2 separate regions of the Mus musculus genome follow, and region 2 is linked to region 1. The links are chromatin contacts, found by Hi-C or POLR2A ChIA-PET in ENCODE. All regions are on one chromosome and are shown on one strand. Each heading gives the region's core, a stretch centred on a gene start or an enhancer-like site at or near the end of the contact. The rest is flanking DNA. Distances are from core to core; before and after follow the strand shown.

Region 1 (6,638 bases), core at 3,963-6,462:
AAAGAGTGGTATTACATCTTGACCTGATTGGTAAAAACAAATCTTGTTTTTCTAGTTTTGGGTTCTTTTGCTACAGGGTCTTGTCTTTGTAGCCCAGGCTAGCTATGAATTTGCAGTTTAGTCCAGTCTAGCCTCCAACTCTGCATGCATCCTCCTGTCTCAGCCTGACCCATGTCATAGATGATCACCATTAAAACACTACAATAAGGCCGGGCAGTGGTGGCACACGCCTTTCATCCCAACACTCAGGAGGCAGAGGTAGGTGAATCTCTTGAGTTCAAGGCTACCTTGGTCTACAGAGCTGAGCTCCAAGACAGCCAGGGCTACACAGAGAAACTGTCTCCAAAAACAAAAACAACAAACAAACAAACAAACAAACACAAACCCAAAATGAGAGCGACAGAACACGATGGTAATATACTCATCCTTCCATTAATTTGAAGAAATGACTCAGGAATGCCAATAAGTGCTTGCTCAGCAACTTACAGATGCTGACTAAGATGATTCGTTGCATGTGTTTGGTCTGAAAACTTAACAGTGGCTTTGACCAAAATAGTAAGCTGTTACCTGATGTGCCATATCAGTTAAGAGTTGCTGTTGTAAGCAACAGAAATCTCTGCTTTAACCGGAAGGGGAGGTTTTCTCCCTCTCTCCCTCTCTTTCCCACCCCTCCTCTCCTTCCTCCCTCCTCCCCTCCCCCCTCAAGTCCTCCCTTTCTTGCGCGCGCGGGGGGGGGGGGGGGGCTTGCAGGTATTCGGGAGCTCATAGACTTTCTGGGACTCAGCAACCCATGTCTGGGGCCTCATTCTTGCTCCTTGAGATGATTCAAAAGCTGGGGTGGATTTGCTGAGTGAAGCCAGTGTAGTGAATCTTGTGCCTACATTTTAGGTTAGAGCAGTGGTTCACAGCCTGTGGATTGTGACCCCTTTGGCAAACCTCTGTCTGCAAAAATATTTACCTTATGATTCATAACAGTAGCAAATTTACTGCCATGAGGAAGCAATGAAAATAATTTGGGGGGGGGAGGCAGTCGCTACAACTTGAGGAGCCGTAATAAAGAGTCACAGCATTAGGAAGGTTTGAGACCCACTGGGTTAGAGGGAACACAGAAAATGATTATCTAAGATTTTCAGTTTTGTGGGGTTAAGGGTTTTCTGACACAGGAAGGGGAGACCATACATTGGGTAACAGAAAAGAATCAGTTTTCACATGTGCCATGTTGGTGGCATGTGTTGGACAACAGGAAGGCTTATGTCTCCATTACATGTGACATGTGGTGACAAGTGGAAAAAATAAAGATGAGCTCCACTCTTACAAATACCTTAACTAGACAGTGGTCTCTGGGACCAGGGAGGTTGTCCAGGAAGGAAAGGAACTTGTGAAGTCAAGGATCCGAAGTCGGTCCCTTGAACTCCCGTGGCAGCAGGAGAGGACTGCCTCCTCCCCAGCCCGTACACAACCCCTCACAGGCAATTCACAGGAAAAATATAAAATGTCTGTTAACCGCCATGAGAAAAATGTAGTAAGACCAATAGTTTTCAGTATTCACACAGTAGCATCCACAAATACTAAGTAGATATTTGGTGTAGTGAAGGGCTGTTTTGTGGTTGGCAGCTCCAGGACTTGGGGGCGGGGTGGGGTCTCAGACAAAGGTTAATTCAAGTTGGGGTGGGAGTGCAGTGTGCCTCGTGGTTTTATGAGGTGGCTCTGCTGTGTTTCTCGGTCCCCTCGCACTTTCTCTTGGTGGAATGTTTGTCCTCACACACACTCCTGTGCAACCCCTGAGCTCCAGTGGACCCCTATTTTGGGGGTGCCAAAGTGTATGGCGCCCAGACTGTACCTGCCAGAACTCAGAAGGTTCGGTGATGCACCTGAACAGATACTTTCAGCACCAGCTGCACCTTGGCCTGTTTATTTTCTCAGTCACTGTGCGGCTGGCCTTTGAGGCCTATAGCTCTAGGGTAGTGCAGAGCTGTAGTGGCTCAATGATTTCCCCACCGGCAAGCCCTCCAGAGAGGCCAGGTGGTGGTGGTGGTGGCGGGGGCGGCGGGGGCGGCGGGGACTTGGCTCCACTGCTCCCTTCTTTATGCAGAAGGAAACTGATGCTCAGACTGGCTCCCCAACCTATGCAGCTGGAATGGGGTGACAGATTCAAAGACAAGAGACTGTTCAAAACCCTTTCCCTGGTCTTTGAACCAGTTTCCTCCTCACAGACATCTTTTAGAGGAGAACAGAGAGCCTCCCTGACCTGGAGAGAGTTTCCCAGCGCTTCTGCATCACGTCCCTTCGCCCACGATTTAACTTTTTTCCTGAGTTGAAAGATGTCCCCAGAAAGCGACAGAGGCCAGCACCACAGGTTCTGGAGTCACAGGGTGAAAGATAGCCTGTGGTTTGGGTCTAGAGGGGCGTTCACAGAATGAAGAGAGAACAGGCTCGGAAGCACCTTAGAGGAGGAGGGACTATCAAAAGATTGTTTCGGACTTGGCAGGAGGCAAGCCAGAAGAGCCAGAATGGGAACGGCTGCCGGAGCCAGAACACACTTTTAAAAGGAAAATGGATCCCGGCCAGGTGCTCTGGAGAGGGTGGGGTGAACTGGCCAAGCAGGAAGTTACGGCGACGTTGTGTAATTTGCAGTTGTGTTCTCTGCCTACCTTCTCTGGCTAAATCAGCCTAGAGGTGCAGTGATCTTAAAGAGAGAAAGGAAAAAAAAGCCTAGCTTGTTCTGGGACAGGTGCAGTTTTGTGCTTCTGGGTTTTAGTTGTTTTTCAGTGTGGCCACTTTGGCCTTGGGGCCCAAATATCTTGACTACTCTTGGTGTTTTCCCGTGCCGCATGCTGCAGCTGCATCGTTGCTTTAGGCAGTCCTCCTGTAAGAGTAACTGGGCTCTTACATTCAGAGGCTACTCTGCCACCTCCCTTCTGACTCGCCAGTGGTAACTTCCATCCAGTCTGACCTCTGCTTCGTCCCCTTTCCTGATGTTACCCTGCAGGATCATTGCAATCCACCTCCCAAAGGCTGAGGATTTAAATGTGCAGGCTTCTGGGCTGGAGCCATGCATGGTCCCCAGCATCCACACAGCAACTCACCATCACCTGTAACTCCCGACCTCTGCAGGCTTCCAGGGCCACCAGCCACGTACATGGTATACATACAGACATGAAGGTGAAACACCCATAAATAAAAAACTAAACAAACAAACAAATACAAATGTGGCTAGCTAGATTATTCTGATCAGCCTTCCGGAGAGAACTATACAGTGCTTTGGTGTAGGTAAGAATACGTGTCCCCATGGCTGCTGTATTTCTCAGATTCTAATAGTCATTGGTAAAAATACTTGGAAAGCATTCCGTGTGTGCTATATATGCACAGGCTCTAGTACTTTATCCAGTATTTACACGTCACTGGTTACTAGGATGAACACGAAGAGGCTTTAGGCAGGATGAGAGAATGTGGGTAGGCTTTTTGCAAATACTCCGGCACTTGTGGAAGGGACTTGAATCTAGAACCAGCTCCCAACCCACACATACACACACCCAGGGAAATGCCAAGGTACGATCATAGCGCAGAAAAGAGTGAGCATCTTCTTGAAGGCCACGGGTGCGGTTGGATCATCCAAGTGAAGCGCACTTGGATGACCGGAAGGTTGAGTATCCAGAGTGGCGTCTTTGTCAGCTGAGCTGAGGAGGTGTGCTACTTTCTTCTGGCTTTTTGGTACAGCCTCGGCCTGTGATTCCAGCTTCTCTCCATTGTGCTAGGGTCTCGAAGAGCCCTTCCTCAAATCCGGCGAGCAGCTCCAGTGTTTGCTTGTCCCCCACCCCGCCCCACGTCTGTGCAGATGAGTGTTTCTCCAGGCTCCTTGTTGTGGAGATCTGTTCAAAGAGGTGGGAGAAGGGGAAGGACTCAAAATTAAACCTCCCCATGTCTACTTTTGGTGATCTGTTGCTGATCTCCATATCCCTTCACCCCAGTGGAGGGACCTGTTAACTGGCTTTTCTGAGTGCCTTTTTCTTTCTACTCTGCATTACCCCTCTGGTCTCACCCCTCTTTTTCTAACCCTTAAGGGTTAGTTGGTTTGTTTTTGTTTTGATTTTGTTTTTGTATTTTTCCCTCTGTTAGAATCCATGTCTTGGTCTGGAGAGATAGCTCAGTGCTTAAGAGCACTAGATATTCTTCCAGAGGTCTTGAGTTCAATTCCCAGCAACAATGTGGTAGCTTACAACCATCTGTAATGTGTTCTGATGCCCTCCTCTGGCATGCAGATGTACATGTAGATAGTACACTCACACATTAAACAAACAAACAAACAAATAAGTAAATCTTTAAAAAGAGAAAAAGAGAAACCAAGTCTAGCAGAGGATGTGACATATAGGAGGCACTCAGAATGTGGGGCTCGTAGCTAGCTTTGTGATAGAACCTGTGTGGACCATGTGAGGCCCTAGGCTCCTCCTTCCCCAACACCACCAATAAATAAACAAGTAAATCTGCCTGCCTGCCTGCCTATCATCTATCTATCTAACATCTATATATCTATCTTGAATGAACAAGTATCAGAAGGAGAGATGGAACCAGCTCTCTGTCCTCGCCCTTGCATCCCTTAGGCTCTGACTTGAAGGAGTCTTTCATCTGGAGAGCATTTGAGGTGGTTCCCACTCTGAAGCTCTGAGTAGTTTCTACATGGAACATTTGTGTGTGTGTGTGTGTGTGTGTGTGTGTGTGTGGTGTTTAGTGTCTCTCAGCTGCAATAAACCATAACAGACATCGTTTCTATGGGAACATGCATTCTGAGCCCTGATGAATCCATTGCATCCAAGCCCGTGAGAGAACTTGTCAGTCAGTGGGGACCTTAATCAATCACATGTCTCCTGTTCGGCTTTTTAACCACTTTTCGTGTAAATGAACAACGGGCTGTTTCTTTGCTGAAGGACCAGAATGAGAGAAGCCTTGTCTTCTGAGAATATAAATTATTACATTTTAAAGTGAATCTCCTTCATCCAACACACAGGGCTAGTTTATGCCAAGTATATTTGTAGTGTGCCTAGCACAGGCTGCATGATGGTATAGGAGTGCTTCACACATGTATAAGTAAGACCGTCCCCCGCAGAGGTCAGGATTAGCTTTCACTTAAAGAAGACTGGAACTCAGCCTCGAAGGTCGTTTCCAGATGTGACGCGGCGATTCTGCGCCTTTGGAACTGCTTTATCCATTTGCCTGTCTTCCTTGACTCACGCGGTCCTGTTACCAAATTTATTTTTAGACACAGTGGACAAAAGCACAATGACATTTTCAAGTAGCCAATAGCAGTGTCACCCTTTCAAGACCCGAAAATGTCCCTGCTATCACGACGCAAAACCTAGAAGCAAACAGTATGGTGCTGTTTTATTTCCTCTCACTGTATTTTGGGGCATAACCGATTATTGACTTCGGAGTGGGTTAGCCTTCCTAATTTATTTTATTGTATTTTACTTACTCTGTGTGAGTGTTTGTGTGTTATATGTGTGTGCGCGCATGTGTGTGGTGTGTGAGTGTGTGTATGTACATCTGTGTGTGTGAATGTGTATGAGTGTGTGCATGCATGTGAGTGTGTGTATGTACATCTGTGTGTGTTTTGTGTGTGTGTCAGTGTGTGTGTGTGTGTGTGTGTGTGTGTGTGTGTGTGTGTACATGGATGCTTGCAGACACACAGGTCAGAAGTCAGTTTTGAGGTTCAGTTCTGTCTGCCCGTGGGCCCTGGTAGTCAGACGTGGTTGAGGTTTGGGGGCTTTTGCTCACTGAGCCATCTTGTTGACCCACACAGTAGATTTTTATTCTAACTTTAAAAAAAAATCCTTAAAAAAAGAAAAGAATAATGGCACATCAAGAAAATAGCATAAAAGTAGCATGTTAAAGACTTAAAGTCCAGATACTTTCACTTTAAAAATCTATGTGATGCCAAGCAGTAGTGGTACACACCATTAATCCCTGGGGAAGCAGAGGCAGTTGGATCTTTGAGTCTGAGGCCATCCTGGTCTATAAAGTGAGTTCCAGTACAGCCAGGGCTACTCAGACAAACCATGTCTTGAAAATCCAAAAATAAATAAAATAAAATAATAATAATACAAATAAATAAGCAAAGGGAGAAAAAGTGTATGTGATATTCCATAAAGATGATCTATATGTGTTAAGAATATTCACTTTTGGCTGGTGTCTGTTTGTTCGGTTTTTTGAGACAGGGTTTCTCTGTATAACAGCTCTGACTGTCCTGGAACTCTCCTTGTAGACCAGGCTGACCTCTGTCTTACAAAGATTCTCCTGCCTCTGCCTCCTGAGTGCTGGGATTGAAGGTAGCTGCCACCCCTCCACCATGTCCTTTCTTTCTGTTTTCTTTCAGTCTGTGTACTTTCTGCAACAGTTGTGTTCTTCTTTCCTGTCCACATCACATGCGTACACTCACTCATGCACACAGCACACAGCAGAGCGTCTCTAAAGTCTTTCTGTGGCTCAGACTTCTCAAGGTCAGCTCCGTAGTAGAGCAATTTCACTTCTCTACGCCAGCTACTGATAAGTATTTGTAGTGATATGTATTTGTTGCCGTGTGGATTTCTCATCTAACATCAGAGCAGATTCTTTTAATATGAAACTTGATCTTTGGAATCTGGTTC
Region 2 (6,727 bases), core at 114-2,613, 35 kb before region 1:
AATTCCAAAAGTTAAATAATACAAGATAGATTACACTTTTCCATTTCAAAAGCACTTTATGGCAAAAACAAAGGGCACTGTCTCTTCTTATATGCAAGGGCTTTTGTCTTATTATTAACTTAGCATCTACTTTTCTTTTCTTTCTTTAATTTCTTCACTCCTGCCTCCATGTCTCTCTCTAGTCTTTCTTTCCCTCCCCCTCCCCTACCTACCTTGGCAGGCCTGGGATTACAGGGGTTCTGCCAGGCAGGGCTCCCAGCACCTTTTCCTCTTTACGACCCCCAAGGTTTCAGACTCAGAACACACATTTATTAGGAGAGCCCCAAACTCATGCTTCTCAGAAATGCTTGTTTATCTATTTGTATTTTCACACAAACTCCCTTTTTGAGACAGGGCCTCTTTATGTAGTCCTGGTCGCCTTAGAACTCACTTTGTGGACAAAACTGGCCTTAAACTCACAGAAATCTGCCTGCCTCGGCCTCCCAAGCGCTGGAATTAAAGACATGCATCACCATGCCCAACTCTTTAAAATTTTTGTCTGATTATATTGCCTTCTAAAATTTGTTCCAAGGCTTTGTTTCAAACACACCCGTAAAGAAGAGTCTGTTACAAGACTGTGTCAAACTCAGCCCAGATATAATAACTGTAAAACACACAAAAAGGCAAATAGAATTAGGGTACCCAGAATGATTTCTTTTCCTGTCCAACATCCTAGCGCAGGTTTTAAACAAACACAACGCCAACTGGAAGAAACAGCCCATGAGTGGAAGCAGTGTGAGACTTTATCCTGTCTTAGAGATACACGCAGCTGAACGCTTTGTGGAGGCTAAGCGGTAGCATCACTCGGTAGAACAGCTCCTGGGTCAGGCCCTAGGCACCCAGGAGGTCCCCCACCCCCTTGGTCTCTGGGTGCACAGTGAGGGTCCTAGCGCGCTCCTGGTCCGGGAGACGCAGTCCTTCAGTCTCTCGAGCAGCCAGGACCCGCTTGAGTGAGTTCTCCTCCTGGCTGGGTTATTTTTTCAGACTGTCAAGTAGGGAAATCCTTCCGAAAACTCTGGATCGCGAAGGCACAGCCGAGTACAAACTCCTGACCCTGGGGGTTGTCAAGATGGCAAACTCAGTCGGAGCTGGCGAGAGTGCCCGGCACTCCCGCTCTCACACTGGGGTGGCGCTGCGTTCCCGGAGACCGCCGCCTTCCATAGCGCGCGGGCCCGGGGCGGCGGGGCGGCGAGGACCCCAGCGCGCCTGCTGACTACAGATCCCAGGGTGCCTCTGCCATCTCGCTCCCTCCCAGCGCCGGCCCCGCCTCCCCAGCCCTTGTTGTTTTGGCTGGAAGCGCTCCGGAGGAGTTTCAGAGAAAGTCTGGGCTGAAGCTAGAGGCGACCGATCGTGGGAAGGGGAGGCAGAAAGGCTAGGAGGAGGAGGGCCGGGGCCCAGGCCGCGCCTCCCCGAACCCGCCGCGCGCCCCCGGGGTGGGGGAGGAGCGCAGGGGACAGGACAGAGGGGTCCCTCCCCGAAGCAGAGCCGCCCTGCGCCTCGTCCCTGTGCTGATCCCCGCCCTCATCCGAGGCTGGAGCGCAGACCCACCCTCCCACCGCGGACCCGCGACCTCCCCGACGCCCGGCGACGCCCTGACCCTCGCTGCTGGTCCGCGAACTCCCTAGGCTGATCAGGACCTGCCCCTGTGCCGGCTGCCACCCGGACGCCGCACGCCTTCCCAGGCGCCCTTTTCCGAGCAGAGGGAAAGAGAAGATCGAGCCCCTCTCAGTGTGAATGCGCCAACGGGCGGAGCGGAGCGGAGCGGACACCGCGCGCGGGCATTGTGTGTGCGCGTGCAGCGTGGGGTCCGCAGCGGGGAGCACCCGCGGGAGGTCCCGTTTCCAAGGGGCGGAGCGCAGGGCTTCCAGTTCTGGGCTCCCTGTCCGGACAGAGTCCCAGCGGAGCCCGACCGCTGCCTAGGCGGCGGGACGGCGCGCCTGGCGGCCAGGAGGGCGCACTGAAAGAAGGTCGGCGAGCCCTGGTCCCCGCGGTTCCCGATCGAGTTCCTCTTCAGTCCGCGAATCTGCGGGAGAGGTTCGATCGCCGACACAGGGCGCGGGGAGCCGGGCCGCCCCGTCGGGGGAATCTGAGACGTCCTCTGGGCTGCGTTTGACTGCCGTGCCCGCCGTGCACGGAGCGCGTCCACTGTGTCCACCGACCCCTTTGGTGTCTGGTCCTCGAGTCCTCACGGCGTGCACCATGAGCGGCGGCGAAGTGGTTTGCTCGGGATGGCTCCGCAAGTCGCCCCCGGAGAAGAAGTTGAAGCGTTATGTAAGTACAGGTCAGGTCACCGTCTGCCCCGCTGCAGCAGCCTGCGCGCCCGGTTGGCTCTTCCACGAATCCCGCCCTCCTTTTCCTCGATCCGTCTCTCGGCCGGCGGGCTCCGGACCGGGTGCGGTCCACTCCCACCCTGACGTCCACTCGGCGGCCAAACTTTCTCCCTCCATATTGCAGACTGCCTCCCTTGTAGGCCTCGTTGCCTGTTAGAGAAGCCCAGTTTTCCAGCTCAAAACTGGCTGCATACTTTGGTTGTTGTTATTTCCATTTAGCAAGGGTGGAGTGAAACAGGGAGAAAGAGCCTTCTTTTATTATCTGTATCAGATTCTCATGGAGCTGTTAAATCTCCCCTCCCCGAGAAACCGCGGAGGTAGTAAGTACTCATGGGTTCTCGATTGGGTCCGCGCCCGCTCTCCTTTGCGCCTCCAGGAGGTGGAGGGAAGTGAACTGTGGACGCAAGAAGTGGATAATATAGGCAAACTTCTCAAAATATTCGCTCAAGGGAAAGGGGAAAAAAGTTCTTATGAACCCTGCCGTCTGCTTAGCATTTTCATGGTTTTGCTTTGAGGACACTGGATTTTGGCCTGAGAACCCTGGCGGTTTGATTCGGCAGGAGGGCGCTGGGGGGAGCCTGGTGGCTGGTGTTTGGGCGCCTTAGAAGCGCTGTCAAGCCCCGCAGGAGGGGACAGCTGAAGCCAACAGGGATTTCTTGATGCTGGCGTTTCTTTTCCCGGGCACCAGAACGGCTTAACTGGTATTTGCGTAATTGATTCAAGATGCTGATTGTGAGATGACTGTGTTCACGGTTAGGAAAACTGTATCTTGAAGGAGCCTATAATACTTGAGTGGAACTATATCCTCATCGGGAATCTAGGGTCCTAAGTCTTCCTTCAGATTGGCTAATTTTGCGATGTACCCTGTCAGTAAAGAAATGACACTTTGTACCGGCATTTGAAACAAGTATTTTTAGGGTGAAATGTGTTTCCCAAAAGCAAAACGTGTACCCACTTAATTAGAGTTTACTACCTGTTTTGATGAAACCTGTTTCTGGTGGAGGGGCGTCTACACCAAGAATCATCGGACTACTCGCTTGCTTGTGTGAAACCAGGCAATATTTATTTTCACGGAGCTCACCAGCGAGTTTCGGGCTCACCTTCTGGTATAATTTAATACAGCCAAGTAATTTCATTGAAAGATGTGATTTGACAAATTGTCAGAGGTTCCCCAAAGATGTCTCTCCATCTGTCACAGTTTGCTTGGATTTCTTGGTAAAGATGGCAACTTGATTCCAGAAATTTGAGAGTGGCAGTGACATCTTCAGAATTAGTTCTAAAGAGACGATTGTGGTGAGGCGATGAGGGGTGAGGAGATAGAGGTAAGGCACTATTTAGGAAAGACGGTTTTAGGATTCTTGAGGAAACTAAAGTACAATATATTTGCTGATCATGCAGTCCGGTGCATTCTTTCATTACTTATGGCCTGCCAGACATACTGAGTTCTGTACTAGGCACCAGCCACAAGGTAAGGAGAAAAGCCTTGCAGGGAAGGAAAATGACAACTAATAAGGGACAGATATGGTGGTATTATATGCCCAATACCACCCAGCACTCCAGAGGCAGAAATGGGAGGCTCCGTGGACAAACTGGTCTCCATAGCAGATTCCAGGCTAGCCAGGACCGTGTCTCAAAAATAGAAAACACAAGCACAAAAACCAAATACAGCTGATTATTTATAAAGATATTAATAATAATATGATTATGTTTACTTATATGTATCATTATATGACCACAGCAATGTTCTCCCACAAAAGTCCCAATCATGCCAAACCTGTTAGCTTCTGAATCAGGGAAGAGTGATTGAATTCAGGGGGGTCTGCGAAACGTGAAGCTCAGATTAAGTCTAAGGTCTTTTCAGTCTAGACTTTCTGTGAATTAGCTGAGAACTCAAGGAAGAAGAACCAATCGGATACACAGTGCTCCAACCTTTGCTCCTAAGTAGTTTTTAAAGTTTGGGGAACAACAAAGTCTTAAAGTAAATGCAGAGAAAGTCAGCCAGAATGCAAAGTGGCTTTTATCTGCATGTCTACATTGAGTGGTGGTGTTTTTATAAATGCCTTCAGGAGAAAACTCAGTCCCTAAATTGTGTTTCAGTAAGCAGGAGGTGGGGGAAGCCAAGGGTTTTCTTGCTTGGTAGAAAACTAGTGGTTTGTGTGTGTGTGTGTGTGTGTGTGTGTGTGTGTGTGTGTGTGTGTGTGTGTTTGTGTGTGGGTATGCACATAGGCATGTATGCACATGTGCGTTTGTGGTGGCCAGAGGTCAGCCTCAGGCATGTCATTCCAGTGGAGCTACCCACCTTGCTTTGCTCAAAGGGTCTCACTGGGATCTGGGGCTTATGGATTAGAGTCGGCTGTGGGCTGGTTAGTGAGATCAGGCATCCTCCTGTCTCTGCGTCACCAGTGTTGGGGTTATAAACTGCAGCAGCATGCTTGGCTTGTTACAAAGGAGCTGGGGTTGGGCTGAGTTTCTTGGGCTTCTGTGGAAAGCATTTTATCACGTGAGCCATGTCTCCAGCTGACTAGTGTTTCTTTACAGTTTAGTGGAGTAGGTGAGGATGGCCCAGGATGGTAATAGACAGGTGACAGCCAAGAGGATGACTGAGGTCTGCTAAGTGACACTTATTTGTCAGGTTTAGTCCTCAGATTTGACATCCTCGGGATGTTGAACCTTTGACTTGGGCATCCATCCAGTTTGATTTTGTTAAAGGGATGGCTACGTAGGATGGCTATGTGTATTTTTCTATTCTTTTCCTTTTTTCTTTTTTTTCTTTTTGGTGAAAGGAATCCTGCAAAGTAGGCCAAAGAATGATTGATAATTTTTTTTGTTTGTTTTTGTTTTAGTTTTTCGAGACAGGGTTTCTCTGTAAAGCCCTGGCTGTTCTGGAACTCACTTTGTAGACCAGGCTAGCCTCGAACTCAGAAATCCGCCTGCCTCTGCCTTCCGAGTGCTGGAATTAAAGGCGTGCGCCACCACACCCGGCTGATAATGGTTTTTATTTTTCAAATTTTTATGTGTGTGCCTGTGGGAGTAGAGCCCAAGGCCTTGAGCCCAAGGCCTCACACATAATTCCAAATGTTCTGCAATTGAGCTGTTTTCACACCCTTGACAGGGCTTCTCTCTCTCTCTCTCTCTCTCTCTCTCTCTCTCTCTCTCTCTCTCTCTCTCTTCTCTCCCTCCCTCCCTCCCTCCCTCCCTCCCTCCCTCCCTCCCTCCCTCCCTCCCTCCCTCCCTTCCTTCTTTTTTTTCTGATAGGCTCTCACTGTGTAGTCATGGCTGGCCTGAAACTCACAGAGATTTGTCTGCTTCTGCCTGCCAAGTGCTGGGATAAAAGACATGTGCCACCTTGCCTGGCAATATTTTTAAATCAATATTTTTAAATGTCTTCTCCTCTCCTCTCCTCTCCTCTCCTCTCCTCTCCTCTCCTCTCCTCTCCTCTCCTCTCCTCTCCTCTCCTCTCCTCTCCTCTCCTCTCCTCTCCTCTCCTCTCCTCTCCTCTCCTTTCCTTTCCTTTCCTTTCATGTGTGCATGTTTCTTATGTGTGTACATGAGAGTGAGTGTGTGCTATGGAGGTCAGCGGACAACTTGTGCTCCAGAGTTTGTTCTTTCCTTCCCCCACGTGGGTCCTGCGTGAGTATCCAACTGTGGTTGACAGAAGTAGGGGCAAGTGTCTTAACCCTCTGGGCCATCTTTCTGGCCTGATAATGCTTTTTAATGAGCATATTCACTATGAAAAGCTTATCTTGGATGCTTGCACTGTAATTATTAAATGAGACTTCAGGGAGTTTGAGTATCATCGTCCTGCTGGGAAATGCTGCCCGTGGGACGTTGACTCTTGTCTTGGTATTTGTTTGCAGCATTTGTAGAGTGGTCCAAATGATTGTTAAGGTCTGTAAGTGACAAACACACACACACAAACAAACAAATTTTTGGCTCAGGGAGATGGCTTAATGAATAAATCATTTTGTCTCATGTTTGAGAATGTGAGAACTTGAGTTCTGTCTCCCGAACTCATGCGAGTACCAGGGCAGGCATGGTGGCAGCCTAGAATGCCAACTGTAGGGAACTGTGTATACTCAGGGCCAGCTGGACAATTAGATTAGCAAACTTCTATATTGAAGAGTGTTCCGGCTTGCTGAGATGGCTCAGTGGTTAAGAGCATTGACTGCTCTTCCAAAGGTCTTGAGTTGAAATCCCAGCAACTACATGGTGGCTCACAACCATCTGTAATGGGGATCTGATGCCCTCTTCTGGTGTGTCTAAAAGACAGCTACAGTGTACTTACATATAATAATCAATAAATCTTAAAAAAAAGAAGAGAGTTTCTCCAATAATTGAAATAGCCAATGAGAAAGACA

What was found. A loop is a pair of places that touch in the nucleus more often than their neighbours do. ChIA-PET counts read pairs that join two places held with the same protein, here RNA polymerase II (POLR2A).
Region 2: a loop to region 1 is called in a map of heart, with 1.9 times the contacts of the local background. The contact joins the promoter of Gab1 here to the enhancer-like site in region 1. A Hi-C loop is called at or near these places in 5 of 37 maps with a recorded cell type or tissue (adrenal gland and heart). POLR2A ChIA-PET finds 5 or more read pairs at or near these places in 4 of 5 experiments (Patski and embryonic stem cell).

The regions. Positions count from the first base shown.
Region 1 is chr8:80,844,050-80,850,687 of GRCm38, reverse strand. The region is part of intron 1 of Gab1 (growth factor receptor bound protein 2-associated protein 1); the gene reads left to right. Among named protein-coding and RNA genes, the nearest start is that of Gab1, 33 kb to the left of the region's middle. Within about 2 kb of position 5,212, at least 1 of the 3 ENCODE cell types and tissues checked has a DNase peak (open chromatin) inside an H3K27ac peak, as active enhancers do; it is heart, where a contact is called at or near this core.
Region 2 is chr8:80,875,115-80,881,841 of GRCm38, reverse strand. It overlaps Gab1 (growth factor receptor bound protein 2-associated protein 1), which reads left to right and starts at 1,363. Exons shown (of 10, transcript NM_021356.2): 1 at 1,363-2,310. The coding sequence starts at 2,239.